Linked DNA regions of Homo sapiens: region 1 is linked to region 2. Evidence: chromatin loops called from intact Hi-C (ENCODE). Cell type or tissue: GM12878. All regions are shown on one strand. Links, peaks and the distances in the headings refer to the core of each region. The heading gives the core; the rest is flanking DNA. Region 1 overlaps LOC105371024 (a long non-coding RNA gene). Region 2 has its middle 100 kb from the start of ASB7.

Region 1 (5,382 bases), core at 93-5,092, 130 kb before region 2:
AGAGACATATAGGACATAAAGGGGAGAAAGGAATGATGATGAAATATGCTCCTAAATCTGTGAATGTCACATCTTAGGAAGCCAAGAATCCCCAGTCCCACTACTAACCTAAGATGCTGATGAAGTCCCCATCAGAAATAATAGGGACCCTTTAGTTCAATGCAGGAGGGTATCACTTACATGATTAAGGGAGGGGGTGTGTGTCAGCATTTGCAGCCCCATTTTTAGCTGATTGAAAATCTAGCCAACAACTTCCGGGCAGATAAGGTTGCCCCCCGACCAATTCCTGAGTGGTATCACCTCTGCTAGACACGAAATACTTCCACACCCTTGGCCTTCGGAGTGGCCATGCTCCATCCCTCGTCTTTCTGTGTGGCCTCTGTAGAGGCCAAGATCCTCTCCAAAAGTTCTGCAAGCTGGGATGCTGCCCTGCTCTGCCAAGTGTCTCAAAGGTAAGGCGTTGCTTCAAATTATTCAGAAATAATAAAGCATACAAAACCCAACGTGGATTTTAAGAATATTCACACATAACCTATAAAACTGACTTTAGCCTTGAATGCTTCCTGAAGTAATGGATTTTGACTTGTTCCCCCAAATCTTCCCACATGACTCAATCTGATGAAAATGATATGATTCTCAAGGGATTCATGTGGTTCCATTGCCCATACCATTTGCCATTTTCCACCCTGTCCAATGTGGTGGGTCTTTTCTAGTTGTTTCGCTTGGCTGATAGCTGTCCACATCTTCCGTGCCAGCCCTTGGGTGTGCATTCTTTCTTGAGACACGTCTCCAAATCAGATTACTGTAGTGAGCTTCCTCTTCCCCTGGGTATTTATTTATTTAGATATAAAGAAAGTTGACAAATGTGTTTTGTATTACATGCTATCAACTACAGCGGCTGCAGCTCCACAGGGCTGAGGGATGTTTTTCATCAACGCCTGAGAGTTGCCCCTTGTGAGCCCAGTGTTCCTTCCATTTCTAGGTAGAGGGAATGGCCTGGATCCCCTTAACTGGTCAGCAAAAAGTATAGGAGGGGGTACATCAGCTTCTATGTGCTTCTTCCTGTTTCTTTTTTCATTGTCTTCTTGTTGCTCTTTCCACAGCTCGTTTTCTTTAGAGCACACACAGCTGTATATGGGTTTCGGGGCAGCATGCTCATGTTTATTATAAATTCCATCTTTACCTGACTTCAGTGTCATATAGTAATAATGATTATTATTTTATAGTAATTACTTTTATTTTATTTTATAGTAATTTACTCTTATTTTATGAGCCAAAAAGAAATCAGGTGTTCTCATACTTCCTAGCTTATCATTAAATTCAGTTCGCCATGTTGTATGTGTGCATTTGTGTGTGTGCATGAGAAAGACAGAGGGAGGGATAGAGAAAGGGTTGGCACTGATTAGGTGCCACAAAACAATAAAACATTGCCTAATTTGAATAGCTTCAAGGTATCACCAAATACTCACCATGGTAATAATAATAATACCTGAGAAATTGTGTTGAATCTTCACACTATCCAATGCCACTCTTTGTTAGGCGCCTTGCCTGTATTACATCTGTTAGTCCTCACGACGACTCTACAAGATAGGAATGCTATCCCCATTGGACACATGACGTGACTGAGGCTCAGAGAGTGACTAATTCGTCTACAGTGGGAATGGGATCAAAACTCAGATTGTATAACCAATGATGGTCAGGATGCTCTGTGGAAGATGTAGCCTTCTTTACTAAAGGCTTTTCTACAGCTTCCTAAGAGTGTTTTCTCCCAAAAAGAATGCTTACACACTGTTGGTGGGACTGTAAATTAGTTTAGCCATGTGGCAGACAGTGTGGCAATTCCTCGAAGACCTGAAGACAGAGTACCATCCGACCCAGCAATCCCATTACTGAGTATATACCTGAAGGAATATAAATCATTCTATTACAAAGACACATGCACATGAATGTCCATTGCAGCGCTATTCACAATAGCAAATACATGGAATCAACCTAAATGTCCATCAATGATAGACTAGATAAAGAAAATATGGTACATATAATCGGTATGGAATACTATGCAGTCATAAAAAAGAACAAGATCACGTCCTTTGCAGGGACACGGATGGAGCTGGAGGCCTTTATCCTTAGCAAACTAACACAGGAACAGAAAACCAAATACTAAATGTTCTCTCATAAGTGGGAGCTAAATTATGAGAACACATGGACACATAGAGGGGAACAACAGACGCTCGGGCCTCCTTGAGGGTGGAGGTTGGGAGGAGGGAGAGGATCCAGAAAAACAACTAACGGGTATTAGGCTTAATACCTGGGGTGAGGAAATAATCAGTACAACAACCTCACCGCCATGTCACAAGTTTACCTATGTAACAAACCTGCGCTTGTACTCTGAACTTAACATAAAAGTTAAAAAAAGAGTGTTTTCTCCCAATGTTGCAAGGAACCTCCTTTTAGAGTTGGGTAAACGTTTGAAGATTCAAAATAGAATTGAGTAATATCTGGAGCAGAAAATACAGCACCATTCCTGTCTGCTTTCCCTTCCTCTTTCTCAAGAGGCCTCTCCTTCCCACCTCATCTGCTTCTAGCAAATCAAATTGATACAATTATAAAATGTTAAGCTGTTTTTTAATTGTTATGGATGCTAATTTTTGTAACCTGTCATTCCCTATTTGTCTCATTAAAACATTTTATTTCCCATATTTATAGAGTGGCATCTAAGTTTTAGAAAGTGACAGTATTTTTTAAAGTGAGATTTCATTTCTTAGATAATTTATGCTTTCAGTTGTTTAGTTTACTCTTAGGTCATTACTTACTGCATAAATTAGTAGATCAAAGCGAAGAAATGGTTCTTAGAGTTTCAGCTGTAAGGCACCTGGCTGTCTTGGATGTAGGCCCTTGAATTTGGGCTCTAGGCATGAGTATTTTACCTTTTTACCTTACGATTAACCTTGTGATTAATGCCAGGGTTGTAAAAATCTCTTAAACCCATCTGACAAATTTTTCTTATGCACTAAATATGCCTAGCGGCAGCTCCCTGGATTTACACAGCAAGTTTTGTGTTTAGGAGCAAGTTCAGGGTCTTCTGTTTGTGAAATCCTTACCATAACTACTTCCCTCCAAAGGGTCATTATGGAAACTGATCTTTCATAACAGAGGCATTGCAGAGCACACAATCAAGAAACACTGACTCTGCTTCTTGAGTAATATCAACAAGAAAGACATTTTTAGTCTTCACATGTGCAGTTATATGTTCAGAATAGCATTTCCTGTGGCTGAAAAATCTCAGGAGACTGTGATCTGGAGCAACAAGGTGGTACAAACAGTTATTTTAATGAGAGCAGAGGCATGTGGCTCGCAGGAAGGGAGGAGAGTCCGCCTCTGCTGCTTCCACTCGAGTATGGGAGGGCAGCTCTGGGGAGAGGTACAGCCTGAAACCCTGCAGTGTTATTGTCTGGGTTGCCCTATAATTTAGGGTGCTGAGTGTGATATAAGAGGGCCATTAAATCAGGACATTAACCATGTCAGAAAGTAAATGAGCTCCTTTGTTGGATGGAGTTCTGTGGTCTTGAAGTCACCAGGGTAAATCATTCACATAAATACCGCTCCCATGAGGGGTCTGCATGGGCAGAGACCAGTAGATGTGGGTTTCATATACACCCCGAGTGTGCACACAGGTCCACACCCACTCGCACGCAAGCTATACTCCTCAAGGTAGGAGGACAGCATTCACCTTCAGCTGAGATCCAACCATTTTACCAGCAAGCTCATCCGACCACTAACAGGATAAGGGACTGGCCTTGTTTTCACAGAAAGGCAGAGACACTTCCCCTTCGGCAGGCTGCCTGTGAGCCAGAGACCTTAAGTGGTTTTAAGTCAGCATTGCAAACTTTACCTTGTGATTCCAGAATTTATTTCTGGGTGACGAATCTTCATCTTTGAATCTTCATTTTGCAATGTCTTACTACGAGTGTGTGTATGTGTTTTAAACTAATATTTATTTATCTACTTTTCTACAAATCACTTGCAAAGCACTTTTCACATATGTCTTCTCATTGCAAGTTTTTTTAAAAAGATCCTCAATTTACAGAGACAAAAGTTAATATAAAGAGGAGGGTGAAAAAGATTCATGTTAAAATTTGCCAACAGAACAACTGGACATCCATAAGCAAAAAAATTTTTTAAGTCTCTGATCTAAGTCTCTTACCTTATAAAAGAATTAAGTCAAAATGTACCATGTAAAACTATAAAGCTCTTAGAAGAAAACAGGAGAACAGCTTCATGACCTTGGGTTGCATGAGAAGTTCTTACACTTAACATCTAGTACATGACTGAGAAAAGAAAAACTTCGTGAATTGGATTTCAGCAAATTAAAATATTTTGCTCCACAAAAGGCACCATTAAGTGGGTGAAAACACAAGTCGTAAATGGGGAGGAAACACTTGCAAATCACGTATGAGATTAAGGACTTATATCCAGAGTATATAAAGAACCCTCAAAACTCAACAGTAAGAAAACAAACAACTGAATTTTTTCAATGGGCAAAATATTCGAAGAGACACTTCACCAAAGAAGATATAAGCAAATGGGCACAACGAGAAGTCTTCAACACCATTAGCCTCTAGGAAAATGCAAATTAGAACAGCCATGAGAGTCCGTTTCCCACCTAGTAGAATGGCTAAAATGAAAACACTGACAATACCAAGTGGCGGCAAGAATGAGACAACTGGCACTTTCACACATGCTGGTGGGAATGCAAAGTGACGTGGCCACTCTGAAAAACAGTTTGTCAGTTTAAGTTTAATGACACGCTTACCATACGACTCAAGAATCCCACGCCTAGATACTTGCTCTACAGAAATGAAAGCATGTTTACACAGAACCTGTGCATGACTGTTTATAGAAAGAGTATTTATCATCACTAAAACTGAAACACTCTTATTGATGGGTGAATTGAGAAACACACTGTGGTATATGAAATACTACCTCACAATAAAAAGGAATAAACTATTGAGACAGATGACAACATGGAGAAACTTCAAAGGCATTACACTGAGTGAAAGAAAACTAATTGCAAAAGGTTACCTACTGCGTGAGTTTATAAAGCAAAACCATAGGGATGGAAAACAGACCAGCAGTTGTCAGGGGTTGGGGGTGGAGAAGAGTTTGGCTATGAAAGGCAGCTTGAGGCCAGAGTCTGGGGGATGGAAGTCTTCCATAACCTAATTGTGGAGGTGGTTACACAAATCTACATGTCTTAAAACTCATAGAACTGTACACTACATGGAAGTCCATTTCACTGTCTATAAATTTAAACATTAATAATAAAAGCAAATAAGCAAAAATGGTAGCTGGCATCGATCAAGTGCTTACCATGTGCTTGGC
Region 2 (5,382 bases), core at 112-5,111:
TCTCTCCCAAGTTCCCCTGCGCTGTCTCTGGCCAGGATAACAGCATCACCACTTTCAGTTGCCTCAGCCAGAGATGTTGACTCCTCATAGCTTGTCCTCTCTGAGGCCCCTGGCTTCTGTCTCCCTATTTCCCTTGAGCCCTGCCGCATCTTTCCACGCAGAGAACCTCCCATCAGGCCTGCACTTGGCCTTGCCCTTAGCGTGATGATGGCCTTTGCTCTTGGCTCCGCTCTGGTGGGTTCTTTCCGTCCCATCCAACCTCCTCTCTGCCTCCAGAGCCCCAGGACAGCTTGAGAGCCTGTACCACCCGATGGTACACTGTTTGGACATGCATAGTCTGGCCTCTGCCTATTTGGCTTGACTTCCCCTGGCCAGCCTGCACCATCCTCTAAACATCCATGCCCTTCACCTCCTGCCTCAACCACACCAAGCCACTTTCTATCCCACACCAGGTAATGCTGTTTCCTACCATTGTACTTTTCACCACTACGTCCCTCCCTTTTGGAACACTCTTCTTCTAGTCCTCTAGCCCATGAACCCTTATTCATCCTCTGAGGCCCAACTCCAACATCGACTTCTGTGACATCAGCCTGAGTCACCCCACTCCTTCATGTCTTCTCCCAGAGCAGGTTGGAACCTCATCCACATTGGATTTATCACTTCCTATTGTAATCCTTTGTCAACCAGCCAGTCTCTCCCACAAGAGTCCCAAAAGTTCTCAAATGCCAGTGTGCACAAAATCACCTGCAGCATGATAAACAGCAGGTCACCTGGTTCCACGACCAAGATTCCAATCTGGGGCCCAGGAATGAACATTTTCATAAACATACCAGGTGATCTTCATGCAGGTGATCCTGGGGCCCCACACTAGATCTGCTGCTCTCATGGGTTCCAGGCTTGGGGAATCTTGTCTTCTTCAGGGGTAGGCGTCCCCAGCTCCAGCTCAGCGCCCATCACATGGAATAATAAATGAGAGACCTTGGCTCACAGCATGGCTTCCCCCCTTCTGCCAGCCAAATGGCTATGGCAGGCCCCACCGCTCCTCTGAGGTTCAAGGAAGACTTCCACCAGGCCCGGTTCACAGAGCTGTGAGGAGGATTTGGGAACATGAGAACCTCAGGCACAACATTTGGGCCCACTACATGATCAGTGAATATGGTTGAATCTATAGCAACATATGCTTCTTATAGTTTTCAAAATGTGCTGAGGCCTTACTCTAGTCATGTAATGGGATATCTGCTTACAAACAGTCATAGGAGTAAAAAAATCCCTTCGTCCCCTCCCTTCTTAGGAATCAATGGAGTTTACAATCTGTTCCGATTTCCCCCAGGTGTCAAAGGGAGGGGAGTGTTTCCAGCCTGCTGCGTGTCCCCTGTGGTGGGGACAGGCCCTGGCGTGGGGTCCATGGGGAGCTGCAGTGGTCCTGGGCCTGTACACACTGGCCAGCAGAAATCACCTTTTTCCCACGCCCCTCCCAGAAGGTTTGAGGAACAGCAACGAGACTGGGGCTGGAACAGAGACTGAGTGAAGGCCAGAGCCATGGGAAAAAAGGCGGGGGAAGTATGGGGGGCTCAGGCCAGGACAGCCACTGGAGGGCGTGGGCAGAAGAATGCACTACCTGACTTCCACTATGAAACCATCACTGGCCGCTTTCTCGAGGCTGGAATACGGGGAGAAACAGGGAGGCTGCCTGAGAGCGCACATCATTCAGATGTGAATTGATGGTGCTTAGACAAAGGTGAGGGCAGCAAACCTGATGAGAAGCGGCAGTTCCAGAAAGATCAACAGGGTTTCCTGGCAATTGGATATGGGGTGTGAGAGAAGACAGAAGTCAATTTGAGTGGGTTTCTGTTGCTTGCAGCCAAAAGACTGAGTCCTGACACTGGGTTCCTCTGCTCTCCCCAGGAGCTGGAGGTGCTCTCTTCCAGCAGACTCCCCACTGGGCCCAAGGAAAGCCTGGTAAGATGCTCCCTCAGAAGTCACCCAGGGCCCCATGAGGAATTAGAAGTGACGACTAAGCCAAAGAATTGAGTGAGTGAGGATGTTTACACAGAGAAGCCCAGTCAGAAAGAACAAAAGGTGTGAATGAGAAATCCAGGAAATCGGCCATGAACCCAAGAGCTTGTTTGGGTTCAGCACACTTTCCCACACATTGTCAGCAGCTGCAAGGCCCATCCTCTGTGGCTGAAACTTCTCGGTGAAAGTGCCAGACCACACACATCAGCCTTTATGACTGTGCTGGTGTGGTGGAAGCAGTACTCACCTACCCTCTCTGTGAGCACTCCAGATTTCCCAGCCTCCCTTGTTATGAGGCCAGGTCATGTGACTAATTCTGACCAATGGACTGTGAGCACCAAAGATGGGTTTTACTTCCAGGACAAGCAGTAGGAGGCAGTGTGTGTCCTCCATCCCTCTCTTTCTGTGTTACAGTGACCTGGGGCAAAATGGACGTCTCCTGGATCCTTGAGTCACCACGTGGAGAAGAACTATTGACCACTCTTGCTGGGCCTTACAGGTGCAAGAAATAAACTTCTGCTTCTTACAAGGTTAATTTATTGCCAGAGCATGGCATGGCATAGCTGTGGCAAATACAACTGGGTAAGGACTTGGGCACCAATTTAAAACTACAATACAAGGGTAGGTCACATTCATATATTACTTTGCAGTTTAAAAGAGCTTTTGCTTATTCTCATTTGATACTCACCTGTTCTATGAACTAGGTAGGTCTATCTGAATATTTTCAAATGGACACCTTCTGACTGGCTTCAAAAGCAATGATAGAGAAATCAATAGATTTCCTTTGTAGAAAACAAAATGTAAAAGAAGACTTTTTAAATCATACTATTAAAAGTTAATATAGACATACAGACAAACTTACTAGGAGCAAGCAGGACCTACTGAGAAAGCTATGAACTCGACTGAGGGAAATAAAATTTTAACAAATACTGAGTTCTTGATTAGGAAGATTCAGTATCACAAATATAAAAACTCTTCCAAATTAACATATAAATGTAACATACTTTGAATCAAAACCCTCAGATGACTTTTTGAGAGGCTTGATAGTATGAATACGAAGTTTTTCTTGGAAAATGAAGAGGTGATAGTAGTTTAAACATTGTGTGTGGGAGAGGTCACGGTGCACTACTAGATAGATATTAAAACAAAGCTAACCCCAAACCACAACCATCAAGGTGGGCTCTAATGGAGAAATAAACATAACCACAAGATAGAATAGAAAGCCTGCAAACAGACTTCAGTACTTCTTATTCCAAAGGGATTCGAAGCCAAAGCTTAACAATTTTCAAACCCTCAAACTCTGGGGCATTCCATACATTGCCAGGGTAACAGTGGCTTATTATGGCAAAGATCCTCACTAGAACAGCCTGAGATGGAAAGGAAGGTGTGTTGAAATGTGTGTGTGACTTTGAAAAACTGCCTGCACACATATACATATTCCTGAAATGCAAAAAAATGATAAACAGTTCAAGATATTGCTTACTTCTGCAAGAGAAGAAAAAGAATGAAATCAGAAAGACTTCAAAGGTTCTTCAAAGACTTAATGATGTTCTATTTATTTTGCTGAGAGGTGGGTAGATGAGGGTTCATTATATTCTTCTTTTTTTTTTTTTTTTTTTTGAGATGGAGTCTCACTCTGTCGTCCAGGCTGGAGTACAGTGGTGCAGTCTTGGCTCGCTGCAACCTCTGCCCCCCAGGTTCAAGTGACTCTCTTGCCTCAACCTCCAGAGTAGCTGGGACTACAGGAACATGCCACCACACCCAGCTAATTTTTTGTATTTTCAGGAGAGACAGGGTTTTACCATGTTGGCGAGGCTGGTCTCGAACTCTTGACCTCAGGTTATCTGCCCACCTCAGCCTCTCAAAGTGCTAGGGTTACAGGCATAACCGTGCCCAGCCCATTATATTATTCTTTATTCCTTATGTAGACAATCTACACATTCTTTGTATGTATGAAATATTTCCTAATACATTTTAAAACCCCTGAGATGTATTGATATCCCTCCCAGGAAGATGTATCCACTCCGTCTTCAGTTACAAATCAATGAATTAATAAATGAATAGTAAAACGACAAAAGATCTTGAAGAATTATAACGTGAAGCATTATCCATGATTCACCATATTTTGCAAAAAAAAAAAAAAATTGGTGATGAAGATGAGGTCCAGTGCTTTCATAAAAACAAGTGAGGAAATAACTTCTAGTGTCATCCTATTCTTCCCCTAGTACTTTAACCTTCCTACCACACTGTACAAAAAAGACATAGACTTCCGATACAGCTGCAATCACCATTTAGAACTGTAATGGGAAAAAAACAATATTTTTTTTCCTTTTTTTTGAGATGGAGTCTCACCCTGCCACCCAGGCTAGAGTGCAGTGGCGCAATCTCAGCTCACTGCAACCTCTGCCTCCCAGGTTCAAGCAATTCTTCTGCCTCAGCCTCCCAAGCAGCTGGGACTACAGGTGTGTGCCACCACACCCAGCTAATTTTTGTATTTTTAGTAGACACAGGGTTTCACCATGTTGGCCAGGCTGGTTTTGAACTCCTGACCTGAAGTGATCCACCCACTTTGACTTCCCAAAGTGCTGGGATTACAGGCGTGAGCCACCATGCCTGGCCAAAAACAAAAACAAGTTTAAACAATTTTTAAACTCCCATAGAAATAGAAGATTATAAATTCTATATGGAAAAATCAACAAAAATTTATTGAAGGACATTTTTTAAAAGACATGAATAACTCCATGTTCCTCAATGGAAATGCTCATTTTTATAAAAGGCTCACGTCTCCCCAAAATAGTACACAAACTGAATAAATTGCCAACCAATATCTTAAAGGATTCCTATAGAATTTGCAAAATGGGTTCTATTTTAATTATATCTGAAAGAAGAGCCAGAGGTGTCTGAAAATAAGAAAATTGAAAGGTTATTGAGATATTGGATATCAAACTATTCTATAAAGTTTTAGTTATTAAAGCATTGTGGTATTATTGGCAATAGGATAGACAGATTGATGAAAAAAAAAAAAACCCAGCAAGTCTTGAAACGAACTCAATATATGGTAGAGGTGTCATTTCAAACCAGCAGAGACAGACTCAAATGTTCAATAAATGAAGGCTGGACCTTTAACTAGTATGATGGATTATTTGCTTAGGGCCCAGCCCAGTGGCTCACACCTGTAATCCCAGTAGTTTGGGAGGCTGAGGCAGGAGGATCAATTAAGCCCAGGAGTTCAAGACCAGCCCGAGCAACATAGTGAGATCCTGTCACTACCAAAAAAAGAAAAAAAAAAAATTGCCAGACATGGTGCCACATGCCTGTGGTTCAAGCTACTCAAGAGACTGAGGTGGGAGGATCCCTTGAGCCTGG

What was found. A loop is a pair of places that touch in the nucleus more often than their neighbours do. Peaks named below come from ENCODE experiments on the same cell type or tissue, not always from the same donor. Only the 100,000 strongest peaks of a DNase experiment are listed, where the experiment ranks them.
Region 1: a loop joins it to region 2, with 1.9 times the contacts of the local background. A loop is called at or near these places in 1 of 110 quality-filtered maps.

What each region holds. Positions count from the first base shown.
Region 1 is chr15:100,832,063-100,837,444 of GRCh38, reverse strand. LOC105371024 (a long non-coding RNA gene) reads right to left here. Exons shown (of 5, transcript XR_932726.3): 5 at 5,079-5,382. Among named protein-coding and RNA genes, the nearest start is that of GCAWKR, 15 kb to the left of the region's middle. In GM12878, for the core only: no CTCF peak of the experiment used is centred there; no DNase peak of the experiment used is centred there.
Region 2 is chr15:100,700,080-100,705,461 of GRCh38, reverse strand. No RefSeq gene overlaps it. Among named protein-coding and RNA genes, the nearest start is that of ASB7, 100 kb to the right of the region's middle. RefSeq lists enhancers at 1,755-2,024, 2,295-2,344, 2,405-2,504. In GM12878, for the core only: no CTCF peak of the experiment used is centred there; DNase peaks (open chromatin) are centred at 1,731 and 2,171.